2 separate regions of the Homo sapiens genome follow, and region 2 is linked to region 1. The links are chromatin loops, found by intact Hi-C in ENCODE. Cell type or tissue: mammary epithelial cell. All regions are shown on one strand. Links, peaks and the distances in the headings refer to the core of each region. The heading gives the core; the rest is flanking DNA. Region 1 has its middle 77 kb from the start of LINC01582. Region 2 holds the start of LINC02251 (long intergenic non-protein coding RNA 2251).

The links. Hi-C counts contacts between places; a loop is a spot of excess contacts. Peaks named below come from ENCODE experiments on the same cell type or tissue, not always from the same donor. Only the 100,000 strongest peaks of a DNase experiment are listed, where the experiment ranks them.
Region 2: it touches region 1 in a loop (3-fold over the local background); 5 of 110 quality-filtered maps call a loop at or near these places.

Annotation. Positions count from the first base shown.
Region 1 is chr15:98,164,518-98,167,433 of GRCh38, reverse strand. No RefSeq gene overlaps it. Among named protein-coding and RNA genes, the nearest start is that of LINC01582, 77 kb to the right of the region's middle. In mammary epithelial cell, for the core only: no CTCF peak of the experiment used is centred there; a DNase peak (open chromatin) is centred at 1,423; H3K27ac peaks cover 2,014 bases.
Region 2 is chr15:98,001,960-98,004,875 of GRCh38, reverse strand. It overlaps LINC02251 (long intergenic non-protein coding RNA 2251), which reads right to left and starts at 1,838. Exons shown (of 2, transcript NR_146565.1): 1 at 1,603-1,838. The region is part of intron 1 of LOC105371009 (a long non-coding RNA gene); the gene reads left to right. RefSeq lists an enhancer at 308-809. In mammary epithelial cell, for the core only: no CTCF peak of the experiment used is centred there; DNase peaks (open chromatin) are centred at 695, 1,185 and 1,855; H3K27ac peaks cover 2,062 bases.

The sequences.
Region 1 (2,916 bases), core at 106-2,605:
TCTAGCAATGTTCACAGAGGATGCTAATGACTTTGGGACTTATTTTGTACCTATGACATGCTATAATGTATATTCTACAGCTTATCACACGGTTTTAAATAGAAAGGTGACATAAGGAAGGTAACAATATAACAATCATAGCAATGGAAAGCAGAATTAGAGAAGGTCAGGACTAGTGACAATTATCTTTTGGGAAGCTCTCCTTGAACAATATAGAATGAAAATGAAGATAGAAGTGTGGGGTGTGTGGGGGGTCATGGACATGAGTAAAAGCCTCCAGGTTGTAACAAACAGGGCAAGTGCTCAGGACTGTGAAAAAAGCATTCTATGGAGCTGCCATCTTCGGAGACTTGGGACATAACACTGGGTGGGGCTCAGGATCTTGGGAACTGCACAGAGCAACTTGGAACCATTTTGCTATTTCTCCCCAGTGCCCAAACTCTAGTAGCACTGGCTTTTTTTTTTGCAGGTTCAAACTTCCAGAGTCCTTTTTCATTCCTCCATATCATCATCTCTTATATTTACTGCATTCAAACCAATTCAAAGTCTACTGACTCTACTTTCAAATTGTATCTAGAAACTGGCTTCTCTTCCCTACCTCTACCACTATTGCCATCGTCAAAATCCAATGTCCATTGTCTGAGACAAGCTCCCTTAGGGCTGACTCCCTGCTCCTCAGACTTTCTGGGCTATACATACAGAATGTTCCATGTGCAAAGCACCTGCTCACTCACGGCTTGCATCTTATAGCCAGTGATGCGCTAATGACCTAGGGAGATGCAGGTCTAAGAGGAAAAGTGTTATTTAAATTAAACTGGTTAAGCTCCTAGTCTAAAAGCTCTAAGACTTGAGAGGAATTTAGCTGTAGTTGAGAGAGAGCAAGGAAAACTAACCAGTATGGTTAAAGAATAGCATAGGAGCATGTGAATGTACAAATTATATATAGCTGTGTTGTCCAATTTGGTAGCATGGGACTATTTAAATAGAACTACAAATTCAGTCTCTCAGTCGCTCTAGTCACATTTCAAGTCCTCAGTGTTGATAGTGGCTACCATGTTGGATAGCACAGACATATAATATTTCCATCATAGAAGAAATATCTCTTGGACATTTGTAGACTCAGGGGAGAAGGTCAAAAGCTTGCAGTGAGCCGAGATCGCGCCACTGCACTCCAGCCTGGGCGACAGAGCAAGACTCCGTCTCAAAAACAAACAAAAAACCCAAAAAAACTGTGTTCCATTTGGCAAGGGCTTGATCTATGGTGTGGAAAATGCCCATGGGGAGGAGTACCTAGACAGCAGTTGTCCAGGTTACCAGAATTAAGACAGATGGGCGTATGGGCTGACGGATGTGGTCAGTGGAAGATGAATACCAGAATCAAGTCTACACTGGATGAAGGCATGCCACAACTTTAGTCATCCAGGCTGGGGATGTTGAAATGGGAACCAGAAGCCAGGGCGGCTGACTGGCCACCTGAGGAACCTCAGGTTCACTCAAACCACAAGAAAACAGATACCAGTTTTGGGAGTAGGAGACTCCCCTTCGGAAACGAGGAAGAGAGCCTCTCTGGTTCAGGCCCACTGGTGGATGGTCATCTTTATGTGCAGCTGCGCAAAACTGGAGCAGGCAGACACCAGCATGGTACTGCTTAAACTATTAAGGTACTTCCCTTGTAATCTCTTGGGAGCCTCCCATTATTTGGGAGGGCTAGATGTTTGCCATGACCTGAGACATTATTTTTTCATAGCTCCAACACTGGAATTCTGCTGGGACACAGGGGAAGATCCCTTGCACTTTACTGACGCCCTGTTGAGTTCCTTTTCTGGATCTTCCTCAGGTGTTCACTGCCCTGGCCACATCGAGGCTGTGAGGTGGGCATCTTCACTTCACAGATGAAGCTCCAAAGGATATTTAACCAGCCTGAGGCCACAGAGCACGCACATGGTTGGAGCTGGGACTCACATTCAGTCTATGATTCCAGTCTTTATTCCATTAGATGGTGGTTGCTCTCTATGGCCAGTTTAAGGATTTCAGGGTCGATCAAGGAAGAAATACGACTGTGAGAGGCAGTAAATACACAACAAGTGTTCTTGGGTGGTGCGTGGACAGGGTTATGTGAGGGGGGAAGTTTCTTCCAGCAGGAGACCTTCCAGAGACAGTGGTGTGACGCCTTCACCCAGGGGAGAGGGGAACCAAAGAGGGACCACCTGTCTACATCACGTTGCGCAGCAGCAAGGTGGGGGCTCTGACAGCCTTGAAGGGCAGCACCTGTCTGGGGTCTTTAGCAGCTGCAGGGCTTGTCTCCTCTATGGTCTGCAGATGTTGGGTGTAGTTTTGTGAGGTACGCAAAGTAGGTAGGTTCTAAATGGCTAAATATATGCTTACTTTGATTTTTAAAAAAGATTTTGCATTTTTAAGACTTAAATATAAATTAAAGATATTTGGATTTTATTTTTAATATTTAAAGCAATTGGTTGTGTAAGAATCTGAATTTGGTATTGGCAAGCTTTAGGCTAAAGGCCCTAATCTGCCTGTGAAGAAATAAAGAACATAGGAGCAATTTTAGGAAAATGTCCAGACACCATCCCTGGCCCATTTACATAGCACCCCCCAGGGTAGTAAGATCACCATGTGTGGTTCCACTTTTATACCATATGTGTCATTTTTGAAAACAGGAAATTTCATTTTTATGAGTAATTCTCCTGGGGTATGGACTTCCATCTACGTCTTGAGGAACTTTCTAACACAATAAAGATTAGGATTACACTACTGTGTTGGCATACCTCACTTTCTGATTTGAATTAGGGATGATTTCCTTATAGCTCCTATTTCTGCTTCTGAACTTGTTGAGGACAGATACTGTATCTTCATCATTTCTGATTTCTCATGGCACCAACATCAATGCTATTTGAAGCA
Region 2 (2,916 bases), core at 240-2,739, 160 kb after region 1:
ATTGGTGTCATTATTTCTTTAGCAACATGACCAAACACTGGCGTTTTTCTTGTGTCCTATGGACTTGGTTTACATGACTATAAACACTTATCCCTTGTTACATGTTCATTTTCCACTGGAATAAATTTGGAAAAAGAAAAAAAAAGAAGAAAAGCTGGCCTCTTTTTGACTAAATAGTAAAAATAGAGACTGAGAGATAAGGTCAGTATTTCCTGGGGGATTAAGAGAGAAGCTACAGGGGATTCCAGAATCATTCCAGAAACATAAAGAAAAAGCAGGTGAAAAGAAGGGCTCAGAGTAATGTCCCTGCATCAGCTAGTGGTATGTATCACTCTTCAGGCATCAGGGCCAATACTCAGGCATCTCAAATGGAGAGGAGAGTGGACTCACAGAGAAAGAGAGGAGAAATATTCTATTAATATTTGAGGCTTTCCAGAGGGATGCTTTAGGCAACGGGGAATCGCCTTACTGAGGAGTTCTTTGACTCCTTCTCACATCATGGAGATATTGTTATGTTTATGAGATACCATTAATCCCCTCTCTATGTCAGCCTTTCCCCTTGGCTTAAAGTGAGCCTTCCTCTCTGCCTGTTCTAAATGGGAACGATGCCTCTGTTGGCTAATTTGCAATAGACCCTGTGATCAGGCAGTTCTCTCCCACACAGTAGTTGAACCAGTCTTTGTGGGTGAGTAATTGAGGTGTCTGGAGTCTGTACAATTATAGCTTAGAGGATGTCATGCATCATGCCTCTCACGGAGTTTCTTCCCCAAGGCAGTGGGGATAATTGTGCACTTGATCCCTTGTTCCAGGAACATCCAAACTGAGGCATCAATTCTTGCAGTCTAATGCTCCATTGTATCCAGGTGAACCTGAGCACGTTTGCTACCTTTGTCACCCAGAAAGCTCCTATGCCTTCCAGTTGGTCTTCTTAACTGCCACAATTCAGTCTCACCAATACCCTAAATTGCAACTCTGCACACTCCTCCCCATGCTCTGATCCATCTATTGACTCCACAGACTCTTTATCTGTCCACCTCACGTACTGTGCTCCTATAAGATCAAGTTGCTGGCAGTTCCCCATACGCTCTAGGGCTCTAGGTTTCCACGCCTTTATTTACAATCCTGCCTCCTCCTGGGATTCTCCTCTTTACCTGTCATCATCAGGCCAGGTCTTACTCATCTTTCAGGTATGAATTCAGACATGATACTCTCCAGGAAGCTTTTCTTAAACTCCTGGGTTAATCCCCAGGCACCCTGGGCATTATTCCACATTAACACTAATCTCGAGATTATGCACCCATCTTCTTGTGAAATTTTCTTGGGCAGCGACCTTGTCTTATTTGTTCCTGAGTACCTAGCACCTGACCCAGTGCCTGATGCTTAGTAGAGACTCACAGAGTGTTTGTTGAACTGACCTGGTTTTGATTCCCATGGTAATACATTCTGATCAGATCCTTGTCAACAAGTCTGTCCCTTTCGTTTGCACAGCCCTTGACCTTATCATGAGGGGAAGTCATCAGAGTATGGAGTTGAGGCTTGAGATGATCCATAACTTCCCCTGGAACCCAGATCCAGTGCTGAGCACAGCAAAGGGAGACTCACCTCTGGGCCTTGGGAGAACGTGAGCGAGATGTTAGAACTTTGCTTCCTCTGGTCCCTGGTCATTGATAGATGGTTTCCTCTTGCCCTGTTTGTATGCTCTGCGGTCTCCTGTGCCTTGTTGCCATCCAGGGCATGGGGGGTGAGCTGGCTGCTGCCCTTCAGAGGCTCCAGCAGGCTTGGTAAACAGCCTTGTAGTGTGGGCTGTGGCCAAAGTCTTCCCCAGACTGTGCCTGAGTGAGGAAGGGCAACAGAGGCCCTTTGTCTCCCAGGTTCTTTCCACCTCCCCTCCCCTTCCTGCCATTTGCTTCCCAGCTGAGGGAAAGTGCAGGATGCGGGGGCACCCAGAAAGTTGCCCTGGGCAATTGGTGTACTGCCCTCCTTAGGAAGGGGACAGCAGATAGCTTCTGAGTGTGAGCAGCCACTCACATACACCACACACCCGTCACATACACACACATCGCATACACCACACGTTACATACACCACACACACCCAATATATACCACACACCACATACACATGCATCACATACATCACACATGTTACATACACCACACACCACATGCACACCCAATGTACACCACACACACTATATAAACACACATTGCATACACCACACGTTACATACACCACACACCACACACACACCCAATATATACCACATACCATACACACACATCACATACACCACACATGTTACATACACCACACACCACACACATACCCAATGTACACCATGCACACCACATACACACACATCACATACACCACACATGTAACATACACCACACATGCTATGCACACATCCTATATATACCACACACACCACATACACAGACATTGCATACACCACACGTTGCATGCACCACACACCACACACACCACAAACACCACACATACACCCAATGTACACCAAACCCACCACATACATACACATTGCATACACTACACATTACATACACCACACACCACACACATCCAATGTATACCACACACACCACATACACACACATCATATACACCACACATTACATACACCACACACCACACACACACCAAATATATACCACACACATCACATACACACACATTGCATACACCACACACGTTGCATACACCACACATGCCACACACATAATCACACATTGCCTACACCACACATGTTGCATATAACACACGTACCACACACACCTCATACATCAGACATGTAACACGTACTGCATGCCACGCATACCCCAATATGCACCACACACACCACATATACACACATACACACATTACATACACTACACATATACCACACATTGCATACAC